Regions from separate parts of the Homo sapiens genome. Here region 2 is linked to region 1. Evidence: chromatin loops called from intact Hi-C (ENCODE). Cell type or tissue: PC-9. All regions are shown on one strand. Links, peaks and the distances in the headings refer to the core of each region. The heading gives the core; the rest is flanking DNA. Region 1 overlaps LINC01476 (long intergenic non-protein coding RNA 1476). Region 2 overlaps LINC01476 (long intergenic non-protein coding RNA 1476).

Region 1 (9,108 bases), core at 518-8,517:
GATATCCCTTCCCAACAATGGAATAAAGACATGAAATTTACCACCACAGTAGCAGGGATAGTGGTTGCAGTGGTGAGTCTTGCAATGGGTAAGAGCTGGTAAGCTCACCATAGACAGAATCAAGTGTCTCCTGAGCTCCATCCCACACTCCGATGGACACATGGATGATAACAGCACTGTGCTGGCCAGGCAAGACAAACACTAGGAATACTGCCAAGTGGGAAGGTCTGATAGATGCTAAAGGAGCAAAGTCGTTGTGTAATGAAGAATTAACCTGCCCCAAAGAGAGGTCTGGCTGTTGTCCTTGGCTACCAGGAGGTGATCTCTAGACCCCTGGAATGTCCTGACTGATAGGACTGTTTTTGTTTGCCTATAGGCTTTGGCCATTGAGCAGTCTAACAGTGTGATTTATGATGAAGGCTTTGGGTCATGTCACATCAGTTCTGACCTCTGGAAAGGACTAGATACCAAAATTTGTTGTAACTGAACTCCCACAAAAACCCTGAACACCAAAGGCTTAGGTGACCTTCTCATGTTGGCAATACAGAAGGTCTCTGACTTAGGATGGTTTGACTTAGATTTTTTGACTTTATGATGATGCAAAACTGTCACAATTTCTATGCAGTATACAGTATTCAATAAATCACATGAGATATTCACCACTTTATTACAAAACAGGCCTTACATTAGATGATTTTGCCCAAATATAGGCTAATATAAGCATTCTGAACACAATTAAGGTAGGCTAGGCAAAGCTGTGATGTTCGGTAGTTTAGGTGTATTAAATGCATTTTCGATTTGCAATATTTTCAGTTGGTTCATTGAGAGGTAATTCCATTGTAAGTCAAAGGGCATCTGTACTATATATTATCACACATCATGTTCAAGACTCCATGATTCTATGGAGAGATGATGACCAGAAGCTCCTCAAGTGGATATCGTTTGAAATCTGCTCTTGCATCTCTTCCCTTGGCTGATTTGAGTTTATCTTCTTTGCTACAATAAAATTGTAACCATAGGCCGGGCGTGGTGCCTCACGCCTGTAATCCTAGCACTTTGGGAGGCCGAGGCGGGCGGATCACGAGGTCAGGAGATCCAGACCAACCTGGCTAACACAATGAAACCCTGTCTCTACTAAAAGTACAAAAAATTAGCCAGGCGTGGTGGCAGGCGCCTGTAGTCCCAGCTACTCGGGAGGCTGAGGCAGGAGAATGGCTTGAACCCAGGAGGCGGAGCTTGCAGTGAGCCAAGATCGTGCCACTGCACTCCAGCCTGGGCAACGGTACAAGACTCCGTCTCAAAAAATAAAATAAAATAAAATTGTAACCGTAAGTATAGCACTTCCTGAGTTCTGTGAATCATTCTGTGAGGGTGGTTTTGAAAACCTCTGAGTTTGTAGCCATATAGTCTGAAGTGAGGGTGGTCCTGCAAACCCACAAACTTGTGGCTGGTGTCTGAAGTGAAGGCAGGCTTGCAGGGACGGTTCCCTCCAGCTGAACAGTTAGCTAAACTCCAGTGCAGCAGCTCAGCACTGGGGAGCTGCCAGAACAGAAGGACCACGTGGGAATGGAAGGTCCTTGTAGGTGAGTGTCAGGCCCTGCTTAGCTCTCCAGACTCTGCCGTGCCCTCTCCTCACACTTGTAACCACTGAGTACCCACCTCAGGCTTAGCACCTCTTTCCCACAGTGCCAAGTCTCAGAGACCAATGCTGACCTTAGATTGCAGGCGTTTAAGGAGCACTGATCCGGCTGGGCATGGTGGCTCACACCCATAATTCCAGCACTTTGGGAGGCTGAGGTGGGCAGATCACCTGAGGTCAGGTGTTCGAGACCAGCCTGCCCAACGTGGTGAAACCCTATCTCTACTAAAAACACAAAAATTAGCTGGGCGTGGTGGCATGCACCTGTAATTCCAGCTACTTGGGAGGCTGAGGCAGGAGAATCGCTTGAACCCAGGAGGTGGAGGTTGCAGTGAGCTGAGATTGCGCCACTGCACTCCAGCCTGGGCAACAGAGCAACACTCTGTCTCAAAAAAAAAAAAAAAAGCACTGATCCAATGCTCTGGGACTCAAATCACCACGCTGGCTGGAAAACAAAGAGAAGAGTAGCATGGGAGTTCAGGCTAAAGCCTTCAGCAGTAGACAGACCTGGTACAGCAGTCAGTCTTACCAGAAAGACCATAAGTCAAGAAGGACTTATTATAAAGAGGCTTCCTCCAAAAGAGTGGGCACTGGACAACCACAAGGGATAGAGCAGTAGCAGCCCTAGATTCAAAGACACAGAGAAGGAAATAGAAGGAGAAGATTATATAGAGAAAACCACTTTGTGGCACCACAAGCCAAAAGCACCCTCTCCTTTCTTCCCTCTTGTCTGTGGGGCTCTCCACTAACAGACCCAACTGGTGCTAGCGGGGAAAGGGAGGCTGTTGATGCAGCTCATAAGGTCAGCCTCTGGGGTGGAGAAGGACAGCAAGCTCAGCTAGAGGGATAAATGGAAGGTATTCAGCGCCTGGGTTCAAATCCTTGTTACCTACCGGCCATGTGATCTTCAACGTGTCACATGAGTTCCTCCATCTATAAAACTGAGTGCTTTGGTAAGTAGGCAAGGACCAAAGGAGGTAAGGCACATGAGTTGCTTGCTGTAGCACCTGCTTCATAGGAAGGGCTCAGTGTCCAGCAGACAGTAGTACTAGGTTTGCTGCTCTGCCTCTGGCTCCATGCCCAGCTATAATAACTGGGCTTCCAACTTGCTCCTGAAATCCAGTTGCCCCCAGTATCCCACTCTGATCATTGGATCCAGGTTATTTTCCTTGGGCCAGAGGCCCCCTGTCTTGCTATTTGCTTAATCCAGGGGTCTCCTGGGAATGGCACCTTGCTGTATGCTTGTAGGTAACCACGGAAACTGGCTGCCTTTGTCAGATAAAAGGCAAGTTGGTAACAGCCTGAATGGTGATGGGGAGAGAGGCTGAGAACAAAGATTTTTATGAGTCATGTTAAGCAAAATCCATGCTCCAGGTTAAATATTTTCATCCCTCAAGAGAGTTAGCACGTACCCAGTTCTACATTGAGAACCCTCTCCCTGAAACCACATTGAACATAGGACACAGAGTATCTTCAGCCTGCAAGGTGGAGTGTAAGGTCCCCATGCTACTCTGCCTGCCAACTTCCAATGAGCTCTGCATACCCATGAGCTCTGCTGGAGCCATTTTTATTGAAAAGCTCTCTGCAGATCTGCCTCTTCTGAAGCCTGGGTTCAGGAAACCAGGACTAGATTGGCCAGAAGCAGACTGGAACAGGCCTAGAGTTTTAGAGAAAAGAGGTGCATTTATTTTCTAGGGCTGCTGTAAGAAAATACCACAAACTGGGCCTGGTGTGGTGGCTCACACCTGTAATCCCAGCACTTTGAGGGGCCGAGGCGGGCGGATCACAAGTCAGGAGTTCGAGACCAGCCTGGCCAACATAGTGAAACCCTGTCTTTACTAAAAATACAAAAAATTAGCCAGGCGTGGTGGCAGGCGCCTGTAATCCCAGCTACTCAGGAGGCTGAGGTGGGAGAATTGCTTGAACCCACGAGGCGGAGGTTGCAGTGAGCCGAGATCATGCCACTGTACTCCAGCCTGGGCAACAGTGCGAGATTCTGTCTCAAATAAAAAAAAAGACAAGACCAGACCACAAACTGGGTGTCTTCAACAACAGAAGCGTATTGTCTCACAGTTCTAGAGGTCAGAAGTCCAAGGTCAAGGTGTCAGCAGGGTTGGTTCCTTCTGAGAGCTGTGAGATCGAATTTTTTCCATGCCTCTCCCCTCGCTTCTGGTGGCTTGCTGGCAGTCTTTGGCATTCCTCAGCATGTAGAACCATCACCCTGATCTCGCCTTCATTTTCACACAACATCCTCCCTGTGTGTGCATTTCTGTTTCCAAATTTCCCTTTTTTTTTTAAAGAAATTTCTATTTATTTTGAGACAGGGTTATGAGACTGGCTAATTTTTGTATTTTTGGTAGAGTCAGGGTTTCACCACGTTGGCCAGGCTGGTCTCAAACTCTAGGGCTCAAGCAATCCATCCTCCTTGGCCTCCCAAAGTGCTGGGATTACAAGTGTGAGTCCCTGCGCCTGGCCCAAATTTCCCTTCCTATAGGTACACAAATTATATAGGATTAAAGCCACCTGAATGACGTCATCTTAACTGCTTACATCTGTAACAACCCTGTTTGCAAATGAGATCACATTCTGAGGTACTGCGCCTTAGGACTTCAACATAAGAATTTGGGGAAGACACAATTCAACCCGTAACGGGGAAAAAGAGGAGAAAGTCTACCCTATGACATCTATCCTGGTTCTTAAATATTGACCCTTCTTGAATTTCTCAACCCAGGGCTACCTTGTTATCAGAAAGCCTCTGATATTCTACGTTGTGCCTTTTGCCCTATGACATCTAGTCCTGGCCCTCTACCTGTCCACTTTGGCAATCTAATTCTATCTAGTTCCAGCCCTCACTGCTGGGCAGGCATTTCAGTATCCCTTTTCTGCCAGTATTTGTTCTGCCAGCCATAGGAGACTTCCTCCGAGTTGAGCACGTTCCTCTTAGAACTGGCCTTGCCTTCGGCTGGCACAGTGGCTCATGCCTGTAATCCTAGCACTTTGTGAGGCCAAGACGGGTGGATCACCTGAAGTCAGGAGTTTGAGACCAGCCTGGCCAACATGGCGAAACCCCGTCTGTACTAAAAATACAAAAATTAGCTGAGCATGGTGGCGGGTGCCTATAATCCCAGCTACTCAGGAGGCTGAGGCAGGAGAATCGCTGGAACCCAGGAGGCGGAGGTTGGGGTGAGTCGAGATCGCGCCACTGCACTCCAGCCTGGGCGACAAAAAAAAAAAAAAAAAACTGGCCTTGACTCACAGGGTGCAGCTAATCCAAGTCCTTGTTTGTTTAGCTCTGCCCCAACCTTTGCAGGTGGTGGGGCCAAACCCAGCTGCACCCTAAGGCAAACCAGCAGGGTTTGAAGTGCAGGGTTTGAAGTGCATGGAAGTAGGGACAATAAGCAGGTATTTAGAGCCAGACGGGCAGGGTTCAGAGCTGGGTGGAAGCATGCTGCAGCATGGCACAGGGGCAGGGCTAGAGTGCAGCCTAGTGGATCTAAGGGTGTTTACTCTTGGCTTTATTTCTACTGCCCCTTGTATGGATGATCCGGGCCCACAAGGCTGGACATGGCCATACGAAGGTCTGCAGATGAGTCTTGCCCAGAGTAAAGCAGGAACAGTCTGGGGGTGGTTAGAAGCATAAACTTTGCTCACTAAGCCTCAATTTCTGCATCCATAAAATAAGACCTTTAACAAAACTCATCTGATGGGATTTTTGTGAGGATTAAATGAGTAATGAATATATAGCCTTTTTTTTCTTTTTTAAAAATTTGTTTCATTTATTTATTTTTTGGAGATGAGGTCTCACTCTGTCGCCCAGGCTGGAGTGCAGTGGCACCATCTTGGCTCACTACAACCTCTGGGCTCAAGTAATTCTCCCACAGCCTCCCAAGTAGCTGGGATTATAGGCATGTGCCACCACGCTCGACTAATGTTTATTTGTTTGTTTGTTTTTGTAGAAATGGAATTTCGCCATGTTGCCCAGGCTGGTCTTGAACGCTGGGACTCAATCCACATGCCTCTGCTTCCCAAAGTGCTGGAGTTACAGGTGTGAGCTATCCTGCCCGGCCAATATATGGCCTTAACTCAGGGCCTGGTACAAAGTAAGCATTCAAAGCTGGGTGTAGTGGCTCATGCCTGTAGTCCCAGTTACTCAGGAGGCTCGCTTGAGCCCGGGAGTTTGAGGATACAGAGAGCTATGATTGCACCACTGCACTCCAACCTGGACGACAGAGCAAGACTCTGTCTCCAAAAACCAAAGTAAGTGTTCAGCACATGTTAGCCATGGTGATCATCATGACCACTTATAGCATTTTACTGCCTCCGCAGAGTTTCATGATATTGGCTATCAGGTAGTTTCTGGGTATGACAGACTAAAACAGCTGCTCTTTTCTTATTGAAATAATGTACCCACACAAAATTAAACAGCCTCTCAGGAAAATGATGGCACTTCTTTGAGATCTTTTTCTTTCTTTTTTCTTTCTTTTTTTTTTTTTGAGACAGTTTAGCTCTTGTTGCCCAGGCTAGAGTGCAACGGCACAATCTTGGCTCACCACAACTTCCACCTCTCCGGTTCAAGCCATTCTCCTACCTCAACCTCCTGAGTAGCTGGGATTACAGGCATGCGCCACCACCTGGTTAATTTTGTATTTTTAGTAGAGACGGAGTTTCTCCATGTTGGTCAGCCTGGTCTCGAACCCCCGACCTCAGGTGATCCGCCCGCGTCCGCCTCCCAAAGTGCTGGGATTACAGGCGTGAGCCACCGCGCCCGGCTTCTTTGGGATATTTCTTAGTGTTATTGGATTATGACCATTGTTCCAGGATAGGAGCTATCAATGTGCAATCTACCTTAATTTTTTTTTTTTTTTTGAGACAGTGTCTCACTCTGTCACCCAGGCTGGAGCACAGTGGCACGATCTTGGTTCACTGCAACCCCTGCCTCCCAGGTTTAAACGATTCTCCTGCCTTAGGCTCCTGAGTAGCTGGGATTACAGGTGCTCACCACCACGCCCAGCTAATTTTTGTATTTTTAGTAGAGATGGGGTTTCTTTCTTTTCTTTTTTTCTTTTTTTGTTTTTTTGAGAGGGAGTTTCACTTTGTCACCCAGGCTGGAGTGCAGAGGCACAATCTTGGTTCACTGCAACCTCCACCTCCCATGTTCAAGCAAGTCTTCTGCCTCAGCCTCCTGAGTAGCTGGGACTACAGGCATGCGCCACCATGCCCAGCTACATTTTGTATTTTTAGTAGAGACGGGGTTTCACCATATTGGTCAGTCTGGTCTCGAACTCCTGACCTCGTGATCTGCCCACCTCGGCCTCCCAACGTGCTGAGATTACAGACGTTAGCCACCATGCCTGGCCTACCTTAATACTTGAAGCAGCTTCCTGCCACATGTAGGTATCTTTTCTTTCCTCCCCAGGGAGGGGATGGATTTTGTGGATTTCTGATTTTTTTTTTTTCTTTTGAGACAGAGTTTCACTCTTGTCACCCAGGCTGGAGTGCAATGGCATGATCTCGGCTCACTGCAACCTCCGCCTCCTGAGTTCAAGCAATTCTCCTGCCTCAGCCTCCCAAGTAGCTGGGATTACAGGTGCACGCCACCACAGCCAGCTAATTTTTGTATTTTTTTTTTTTTTTAAGTAGAGATGGGGTTTCACGATGTTGGCTGGTCTGGTCTTAAACTCCTGACCTCAGGTGATCCACCCGCCTCAGCTTCCCAAAGTGCTGGAATTACAGGTGTGTGCCACCATGCCCAGCTTTTTTTTTTTTTTTTTTTTTGACACAGGGTCTTGCTCTGTCTTCCAGGCTGGAATGCACTGGTGCAATCTTGGCTCACTGCAACCTCCGCATCCCAGGCTCAAGTGATCCACACACCTCAGCCTCCCTAGTAGCTGGGACCACAAGCATGCACCACTATGCCCAGCTAATTTTTGTATTTTTGGGTTTCGCCATATTGCCTAGCCTGATCTTGAACTCCTGGACTCAAACAATCCTTTTTCTCAGCCTCCCAAAGTGCTGGGATTACAGGCTTGAGCTACTGTGACCAGCCAGTTCCCGAGATTTTAACACTGGGCTAGAACTAGGTCCTCTGAGTGCTAACAATTATCCTTCACACTTCCAAAATTAGCTCAAAAATGCCCACGCTCTTAAGAACAGGGTCAGGAGCACCTGATCATTTTGAAGAGATAATTTCCTCAGATGAGAAGCCACATAAGTAGTCATTATGTGCATCCCCTCCTGCCTCGTCTTAGAAGCCAAGTATAATTTAATGTATTTTAGGAACTAAAGTTCAAAATGTGAATTTCCCGTGTAGAAAAAAAAAATCTGTCAGAAAGCACTTAGGAAAAGGCATGGCAGTCAGATCAAATAGTGTTCAAAGATCTGTCCTTGGCCCTCTTTTCAGATTTTCCTTGACAATGTCATTCAAACTCGAGCTTGTGATAGAGGATCACTCCCCTGCCTGTGGCAGCAGCCTCGCCCCATCTCTGGAGAGCTGGGTTCCAAGTCTCTACTGCCTACTCGAGACCCATCTATAACACTGTGAAATCAACATATCTCAGAGGGAAGAGACCATGTCTCTGCTCTTCCAGCCAACCCTACCTCCTTATGTCTTGCCTGTGACCCCTACTTGCATTCATGTTACTACCATCCTATTGGTCATCTAGGCTTGAAACCACTAAGTCCGTGATTTTTAACTTTTTTTTTTTCTTGAGACACAGTCTGGCTCCATCACCCAGGCTGGAGTGCAGTGGTGCAATCTCAGCTCACTGCAACCTCTGCCTCCCGGGCTCAAGCCATCCTCCCATCTCATCCTCCCATCTCAGCCTTCCAAGTAGCTGGGACTACAAGCACAATGCTACCACACCTGGCTAATTTTTATATTTTTTGTAGAGATGGGGTTTCACCATATTGCCCAGGCTGGCCTTGAACTTGTGAACTCAAACAATCCACTCACCTCAGCCTCCCAAAATGCTGGGATTACAGGCTCCAGTCACCACACCCGGCCTTCCTTAGCCTTTGTTGAAATCTCAGACACCTTTGAGGTTGGATGGGAGGTATGAACTCTCCCCAGGAAAAGAAGCATTCACACAAATATTTGCTCAAAATTTCAGGAGGTCTTTAGGCCCCCCTAGCTAAGTGATCTTGATTACTCTTTTTTATTTCCTAATAATACCTGCTCAAAAACCTTCAGTGGTGTTTGAGTGGCTCCCCACTATCCATAAAATATGTCCGTGTTTCTTAACTTAGAGCAGACCATGATCTGACTGCAGCTTCTCTTTCTAAAATAAATGGGTTAGGTTGGGCGCTGTGGCTCACGCCTGTAATCCCATCACTTTGGGAGGCTGAGGTGAGTGGATCATTTGAGATCAGAAGTTCGAGCCCAGTCCTGCCAACACGGTGAAACCCTGTCTCTACTAAAAATACAAAAATGTGTTGGGTGTGGTGGTGCATGCCTGTAATCCCAGCTACTG
Region 2 (9,108 bases), core at 830-8,829, 55 kb before region 1:
TAATGTTTCCAACTTTGCTATTCTAAAGTTCAAAGCCAATCTGACTCTTGATCCTTGAGTATGTGTTTTTTCTCCTCTCCAGAGGCTTTGAAGATCCCTTTGTCTCTGATGTTCTGAAGTTTCACAATCGTGTGTGTTGGCATGAGTCTTTCCCCATTCTTGTTCTGAGTGGATCCTTACACTCTGAAAATTGATTTCTTGCAGAACTATTTATTGATGGCCTACTGTGTGTCTGGTTCTATTCTACGCAATGATCAAACATACAAAATCCTTGCCATGCAGGATTTCACATTATAGGCAGGTATTGGACATTCTGCAGTGATCCAATAGGTTCCTTATTTTTTTTCTCTTCAATTTCCACTTTCTTGTCTTTTTTTTCTTCTTTCTAAAAGAGTCTTCAATTTCATCTTCCAATTCCTTTATTAAAGTTTTTGCTCCTGCTATATGTTCAATTTCCAAGGGCTCTGTATTATTTCATAAGTGCGTATCTTCTCTTATCTCTCTGAAGACGTCTTTAACAGTTTTATTATTTATTTATTTTACTTCTTGCATTATCTCAATACCTCTACATTTTGTTGTCCTGTTTATTTGTTTTGGTCTCTGTTTTTTAATGATAAAAACTTTCTTTCTCACTTGTATGTAGGGGGCTACAGAACTAAGAATGTACTGACAGCTCTGTCTGAGACTATGGGACTTGTGAATTGAGCTTCATTTGTAAGGTGATTGGGCGAAACTTAAATTTCACTGAGGTTTTCCTCCCTCCATATTGTCTTATCTATAGTTAGTTGCTAGTGTTTACACATGATGTTCTAGCCTCAAGGTGGATTTACTCTAAAATTTATTTTACTCAAGCTTGACATAGAATGTTTTAAATTTTTGTTTGTTTGTTTTTTGAGACTGAGTATCTGTCATCCAGGCTGGAGGGCAGTGGCGCAATCTTGGCTCACTGCAACCTCTGCCTCCTGGATTCAAGCAATTCCCTTGCCTCAGCCTCCCAAACAGCTGGGATTACAGGCACCCACCACCATGCCTGGCTAATTATTTTTGTATTTTTAGCAGAGACGGAGTTTTGCCATGTTGGCCAGGCTGGACTTGAACTCCTGACCTCAGGTGATCTGCCCACCTTGGCCTCCCAAAGTGCTGGGACTGCAGACGTGAGCCACTGCACCCAGACTTTAAATTTTTATTCTACATAATAAAATCAAATTACAGAGCAGCTGCCTGGTACGATTTGTATAAAACAACTTATATTTGGGCCGGGCACGGTGGCTCACACCTGTAATCTTGGCACTTTGGGTGGCTGAGGTGGTTGGATCACTTGAAGTCAGGAGTTTGAGACCAGCCTGGTCAACATGGCAAAACCCCATCTCTACTAAAAATACAAAAATTAGCCAGGCATGGTGGTGCACGCCTGTAATCCCAGCTACTTGGAAGGCTGAGGCAGGAGAATTGCTGGAACCCAGGAGGCGGAGGTTGCAATGAGCTGAGATAGTACCAGTGCACTCCAGCCTGGGCAACAGAGCAAGACTCTGTCTTGAAAAAACAAACAAACAAAAAACAAAAACCGCTTATATTTGGAGAGTAAAAAAAAACCACAAAACAAAACAAAAAACAAGACTTTATTGCAGAGCTGCCCAACAGGTATGCCACAAGCGAGTTATAAATGTCCTGAGGTATGGACCCCTTCCCTCGGGTCAATAAGGTGAAAGTACATGTGTAACAACCAGCTCTCCAGGAAAAAAAGGCTTGATTTGTAGCATTTGTTAATTTCATCTTACTTTTTAGAGATAGAGTCTTACTATGTTGCCCAGGCTGGCCTCAAACTCCTGGGCTCAAGTGATCCTCCTGCCTCAGCCTCCCAAAGCGCTGGGATTATAGACGTGAGCCGTTGGGCCCAGCTTGTATTCGATAATTGTTTTATTTCCGTGGTGTAAGTACTCCTACCATGGACAATTTCAGACTACCAGCAAGCTGTCATTAAGTGCAAATTGGGGAAGATATATACACATTTGGCTCTTGGGATCTGGTAGGAGCTGGCTCGAGCACATTTCTGAACACTTTAAACTCTTGGGAGTTCTGGTGGATGTCTCAGGTGCGCAGTGCCTGCCCTGGGTTATTGCCTTCTGCTGAGAGCAGTCTTGTCAATTTACCCCAATGTGCTGTTCAACTACTATCATTCATATATATATATTCTTCTCATGACATGAGAAAGGCTGGGAAGCCCTGCTCCATCGGATTTTTGTTTTTTGTTTTTTGTTTTTGAGACAGAGTCTCGCTCTGTCACCCAGGCTGGAGTGTAGTGGCACAATCTTGGCTCACTGCAACCTCCATCTCCTGGGTTCAAGTGATTCTCCTGCCTCAGCCTCCCAAGTAGCTGGGATTACAGGCATGTGCCACCACGCTTGGCTAATTTTTGTATTTTTAGTAGAGACAGGGTTTTGCCATGTTGGCCTTGCTCGTCTCAAACTCCTGACCTCAGGTGATCAGTCTGCCTCAACCTCCCAAAGTACTGGGATTACAGGCATGAGCCACCGCACCTGGCCGGATTTGTTTATTTCTAAAATATTGTGTGTTTGTATCTGTCTCCACACATGCAACTCAATTCACTAAAATATATTAATATTTTCTTATAAGTGTATAGATGATATTACTTTTGTGGCCATACAAGAAGTTTCTTGAAGTTCGAAAAACAATTCATACAGAATATTCGACAACCCTGTTTTTCTGGATAAAACTTGAAACCGTGGAGAAACAAAACACTATCCTACCCTCAGAGAGCACACAGTCTAGGAAAAATGATTCCATTTGAAATAACTCAAATACATTTTAAGCTCAGTAGGTTTATTAATATTAGGCAACAATAAACGATGCTTAATATTCTTCATTTTATCCTTTAAAAATTTTGGCATTTCTATTTATCGTTATTAAATAATATACATTAAAAATTGGAGAGGGAAAATGTCTTTTAACCTCACTGAATAAAAGAAAATAATTGAAACTTTAATTTTCATTTTAAAAGTAATTACATGCAGTGATAGCCTAATTTTGATGGCATGGTAGTTAACAGACAGCTGCTTTTATTTTAAATGGAATTGCATTTTTAACAGAAACTACTCTCAGTGTTTGCTTTCATCTTCTGAATAGGAAAGCCAATTTGAGGGTTGAATATTTGGTGAGTTTGATGGAGCCAATTAAGATAATTCAGGTCAATAAAAAAATAATTTAATATGTTTCTCACTTAGCTGACTCATAAAGTTGACAATAACTCCTATCTACAATAGCTATACCAAAAAAGTCCACGATAAATTCAGCCTTCTTCTTAAAGGAAAAGCAGAATACTGTAAATTTTATTCAGAACTTATATTTTTAAACTTCATTAATTGTACACAATAAATTGAAGTGACGATATTTATATAATATAGATTTCAAGATTATCTTCTCAGCACGTATGAAGATTTATTATGATGTTTTCATTATAGCTATGCACCTACTTACATTAAAAATTAATGTATCACAGCAGTGTCTTTCAGGCAGTAGTTAAAATAAAGAGAAATTCTCCACTAGATAGGATAAATACTAACAAGAGGTTGCTGCAAACCCCAAAGTGCAATTTTTTTTTTTTTGAGATGGAGTCTTCCTCTGTTGCCCAGGCTGGAGTGAAGTGGCGTGATCTCGGCTCACTGCAACCTCTGCCTCCCAGGTTCAAGTGATTCTCCTGCCTCAACCTCCCAAGTAGCTGGGACTACAGGTGCACACCACCACGCCCGGCTAGTTTGTATTTTTAGTAGAGAAAGGGTTTCACCATGTTGGCCAGGATGGTCTCGATCTCTTGACCTCGTGATCCACCTGCCTCAGCCTCCCAAAGTGCTGGGATTACAGGCATGAGCCAATGCACCCGGCCTGATGATTGGGTGTCTTAATTTTTACCTGGGAGGCTAGAGTCACTCGTGTGACTACATCAGGGTGGCTATTTGGTTATTTTCGTGATTGTTTAATGTCTTTGTCTGTGTTCATGTTCAGATTGAGTAAGTTGCAATCTTGTTATTGTCTTGTTCCACCATGGTTACGGAGGGACCTTGTCTGATTATTGTTGTTATTCTGTGAAAACTGCTTATCTTGCGTGAGGGAACGCTAGATAGCCGCCAGCTGCAGGCTGTCAGGGTCATCCTGTTGTGTATCACATTCTCAACCCGCTATTAAGCTTGGACTCTGACATGTGCTTGTTTCCACATAGGACTTTACGAAACCCAGGTCACAACGTGTGACCAAGAGTTGGGAAGAGGGATAGTCCCCCTGTTTCTGTAGAGTTTCCATGCAATGACTGAGAGTTTGCTGCTTCAGGAATGCTCTGGGCCTGATGGCAGCATCCTCTTCAGGGCTGGGGTCGGGGGTGAGAGGGAGCTGCTGCCCTCCAGTGGCTGTCTAGGAAATTACATCAGTGACTCTTCCCCCAAATCATGCTTAGATTTTCTGGGAACTTCCCCGAACGTGGCAAGGCAGAGCAGAAGGAAAGAAGATTCGCCTGGGAGTAAAAGCCAGCAACTTTTGGGTATTACTGTTAATATGGCCCCATGAGTACTCTCAACTTGGTGAAGCCTGGAAAAATGGAGATTATGTGACTTGTAGGTTTTTGATAATTATATATTGTGTTGCTTTTATAATCAAAGAAGGTATCTGTTGAAGATAGAAGAATAAGAACTTAAATATTTGTGGCCAGGCACGGAGGCCCATGCCTGTAATCCCAGCACTTCTGGAGTCCAAGGTGGGAGGATCGCTTGAGGCTGGGAGTTTCAGACCAGCCTGGGCAACAAAGCAAAACCCCACCTCTAAGGAAATTCTTTTTTAAAAATTAGATGGACATGGTGGTGCATATCTGTAGTCCTAGCTACTTGGTAGGCTGAGGCAGAAGGATCTCTTAAACCCAGGAGTTCAAGGCTGTAGTGAGCTATGATCATACCACGGGACTTCAGCCTGGATGACCGAGCAAGACCTTGTCTCTCTATAAAAGGACCATGCAACTTAGAAATACAGCATAATTAAAGATAAGAGGGTTAGAAAAGTTTTTACTATCAAGGGTTACATAAATAAAGATTAAAATTTCACTTAAGTTGGAGAGGATGCTGAGAAATTGGAATCATTGTGCATTGCTGATGGGAATGTAAAAATGTGAAGCTGCTGTGGAAAACTATGTCAGTTCCTCAAAAAATTAAACACAGGATTATCATATGATCCAGCAATTTCACTTCTAGGTATATGGCCAAAAAAATTGGGAGCAGGGATTCAAACCGACATCTATGTTCATGGAGGCATTATTCACTGTAGCCAAAAAGTGGAAATAATCAAAATGTCCATCGACAGATGAATGGATAAATAAAATGTGGTATATCTATCTATTCAATGGAATATTATTCTGCCTTTTCAGAGGAAGAAAATTCTGGTACTTACTACAACATGGATGAGTCTTGAAGACATTATGCTAAGTGAAATAAGCATAAGCAAAAGGACAAATAGTGTATGATTCCATTTATATGCGCTACCTAGCACGGTCGAATTCATAGAGACAGGAAGTAGAATGGTGGCTGTCAAGGGATGGGGAGGGGAGAATAGGGAGTTACTGATTAATGGGTATGGAGTTTCTATTTGGGAAAATGAAGGAAGTTCTGGAGATGGGTGGTGGTGACGGTTGCACAACAATGTAAGTGCACTTAATAACGCTGAAGTGTATACTTACAAATGATTAATATAGTAAATTGTATGTTTTGTATATTTTGCCACAATTAAAAAAACAAAAACAAAAAAACCCTGATTCTGAGCCCTAAGCCAAACCAATTGAGTTGGGGAGAACAAAGGGGGAACAAGGGGTCAGGGTCTGAGTGCAGGCTTTTTAAAAAACTTCTCAGCCAGGCACGGTGGCTCACGCCTGTAATCCCCGAATTTTGGGAGGCAGAAGTGGGTGAATCACCTGAGGTTAGGAGTTCAAGACCAGCCTGACTAACATGGAGAAACCCCATCTCTACTAAAAATACAAAATTAGCCAGGCGTGGTGGCACATGCCTGTAATCCCAGCTACTCAGGAGGCTGAGGCAGGAGAATTGCTTGAATCTCGGAGGTGGAGTTTGCAGTGAGCTGAGACTATGCCATTGCACTCCAGCCTGGGCAACAAGAGCAAGACTCTGTCTCAAAAAAAAAAAAAAAAAAAAAAAAAAAAAGCTTCTCAGGTAATCCTCCCATGCGTAACGAAAGTAGAGTACCCCTGACCCAGATGATGTCTAAGATCCTGTTTTGCTTCAGCCGTCCATGATTCCAAGTAAAATGACCCGACAAGACTGCCAACATTTTGCCCCAGTTTCATAAATACAAGTAGCAGCTTCCTTTGACAAATTGTCTGAATCCAAATTGCTAATGAACGTACACTGCTTTTTTAAAGCTATTTTTTCTGCATATTAATTTTACTTATTTTCCTAAAATGAATTGATCTTTTCCACAAAGTTTCATTTGACAGATGTACAAGTTTCCACTCAAATAAGACTTTTATATGCAACAACAGATTCTAACATAAGTTGTTCTTATAGAGAGAGGATACTGTATGTCTACATTCAGCAAGATGTTTCTTTGCCAAAGCTAATCTGTTTTGAAGCCTGGCATTTCTGTTTTACTTGTCACAAATATCCAAATATGTTTTTTACCCAAGGCTTTAGAGTAATACTTTAGAATAATTTTTTCTCAATAAATTATTGTAAAATAATTGATTAGTAAGCATTAAAAGTACTGAGAAAGTTTTCAATAATGAACATTTGAAGTGACATAACGGAAGAAAAACATGGGTTATTTTTCCAGAAGTTTAATTGTTTTATAAAATAGTTGTTTTGAAATATTTCATCGTCCTGATGCAATAATCACAGAATGTTGAGAAAGTCTACAAAATCAGGGCTAAGTCAAATTAAAGATGAAATGGAAAATATTTTTAAATGTTTCATACTAAAATGAGAGAAATGATGCATGTGAAATAAAAAGTAATAGCTTTCCATTCTAGGAGATTTTTTAAATGTACATAACATATGCATCTTTTTTTTTTTTTTTTGAGACGGAGTCTCGGTCTGTCGCCAAGGCTGGAGTGCAGTGACGCGATCTTGGCTCACTGCAACCTGCACCTCCCGGGTTCAAGCAATTCCCTGCCTCAGCCTCCCGAGTAGCTGGGATTACAGGTGCCCGCCACCACGCCCGGCTAATTTTTTGTATTTTTAGTAGAGGCAGGGTTTCACCATCTTGGCCAGGCTGGTCTTGAACTCCTGACCTCGTGATCCACCCACCTCGGCCTCCCAAAGTGCTGGGATTACAGGCATTAGCCACCGCGCCCGGCCAACATATACATCTTCTAATGAGTTTCTTTTCATTTACTAATGAGTTTTGAGTAAAAATTATTCTTAGCAAAACAAGCTTAATTGAATTCAAGCTTCTAGAAGTCAATATTTAAAAATTTTTGCCTTTCTCTGTTAAAATTCTGACTTGAAAATTTCACTTTAAAACACATAAGTTCTCAGTGAACGATGTGGCTTAAATGTGCTTTATCCCGATGATAGCTATGGAATTATTGAATCAATTTGCACTAACAAAGGAGCATATTTTTGTGCTTTTCAACCACATCAGCTACTGGATTCAAACAAGGCATTTTTCTTGAAATCAGTTCAGAGCAGTCAAAAGTCCTGATAATGAAATGTATGATTTAGCTGCTTCCTGTCCTAGAAGAAAAAAAAAGTATGGTTTCAAAGAATAAACATAGTATTCTCTCTCTCAATCTCTCTTCCAAAAAAAATTTATTGGACATTTATGTGCCTTTGCTCACTCCTACGTGTACAAAAAGAATATATCACATTCTTTGCCTTCAAAGAGCTCACAATGAAATGGAGGAAGTAGACAAATAAACATATAATATGCAACGATGAGCATAAACAAATAAATACATAATACGCGTATGCAATATGTTTAGATGCTCACGGTATTTCAGAAGCACAGAAGAGAGGTACCTATACTGGGAAGAGAGAAAGAGAAGGAGGCAGAGAAGGCTTCCCTGGAGCAGGGCGCATCTGAGCATGTACTATTTCTTTGAATGAATATAGAGAGTTTCTTATAATTTGTGATTAAAAAGCATCAAAATATACTTTTTTTTTTTTTTTTTGGAGATGGAGTCTTGCTCTGTCGCCCAGGCTGGAGTGCAGTGGTGCGATCTCAGTTCACTGCAACTTCTGCCTCCTAGTTTCAAGCAATTCTCCTGCCTCAGCCTCCTGAGTAGCTGGGATTACAGGTATGCGCCACCCTGCTCGGCTAATTTTTGTATTTTTAGTAGAGACGGGGTTTCACCATGTTGGTCAGGCTGGTCTCAACCTCCTGACCTTGTGATCCGCCTGCCTCGGCCTCCCAAAGTGCTGGGATTACAGGCCTGAGCCACCTTGCCCAGCCAACATACTTTTAATGTATTTTGGGGTTTCACTATTTTACATCTAAACATTAAGCTCTGGTTTTGTATAGAAAGCATTTAGTCTTACAAAAACAAAGTAGAATGTCCTCTTTGGTTTGATCAGAAAAGGTCTCAAGAAGGCAATGACAGCTGCTCCAGTCTTTCTCAGCCATTCGCTGTGAGGCCCACCTCTCTATCTGGGCTCTCTCATTTTGATTCCCTTCACTAAAATTACCACCTCTGTTCCCAGCAGTGTGGCCAATGCCCTTTTGCTGAGAACCAGAGAAACAAGCCTCTCATTCCTCCATGATACTCCACTGAGTCTTGTCTAAGGAAAATTTAAAAGGAATTAATTTCAGTAAATAGGCCAAGCACAGTGGCTCATGCCTGTAATCCCAGCACTTTGGAACACTGAGGAGGGCAGATCGCTTGAGCCCAGGAGTACAAGACCAGCCTGGGCAACATGGTGAAATCCTGTCTCTACAAAAAATACAAAAATTAGCCAGGCATGGTGGTGCACACCTGTGGTCCTAGCTACTCAGGAGGCTGAGGTGGGAGGATCTCTTGATACCAGGAGGTTGAGGCTGCACCACTGCACTCCGGCCTAGGTGACAGAGAGACCCTGTCTCAAAAAAAAAAAATTTCAGTAAATA

What was found. Hi-C counts contacts between places; a loop is a spot of excess contacts. Peaks named below come from ENCODE experiments on the same cell type or tissue, not always from the same donor. Only the 100,000 strongest peaks of a DNase experiment are listed, where the experiment ranks them.
Region 2: it touches region 1 in a loop (5-fold over the local background); 2 of 110 quality-filtered maps call a loop at or near these places.

Annotation. Positions count from the first base shown.
Region 1 is chr17:59,461,183-59,470,290 of GRCh38, reverse strand. The region is part of intron 2 of LINC01476 (long intergenic non-protein coding RNA 1476); the gene reads left to right. All of the region lies in intron 2 of LOC124904040 (a long non-coding RNA gene), which reads right to left. Among named protein-coding and RNA genes, the nearest start is that of LINC01476, 61 kb to the left of the region's middle. In PC-9, for the core only: no CTCF peak of the experiment used is centred there; a DNase peak (open chromatin) is centred at 4,970.
Region 2 is chr17:59,516,978-59,526,085 of GRCh38, reverse strand. The region is part of intron 1 of LINC01476 (long intergenic non-protein coding RNA 1476); the gene reads left to right. Among named protein-coding and RNA genes, the nearest start is that of LINC01476, 5.3 kb to the left of the region's middle. In PC-9, for the core only: CTCF peaks have their summits at 4,205 and 4,408 (motif pointing left); a DNase peak (open chromatin) is centred at 4,440.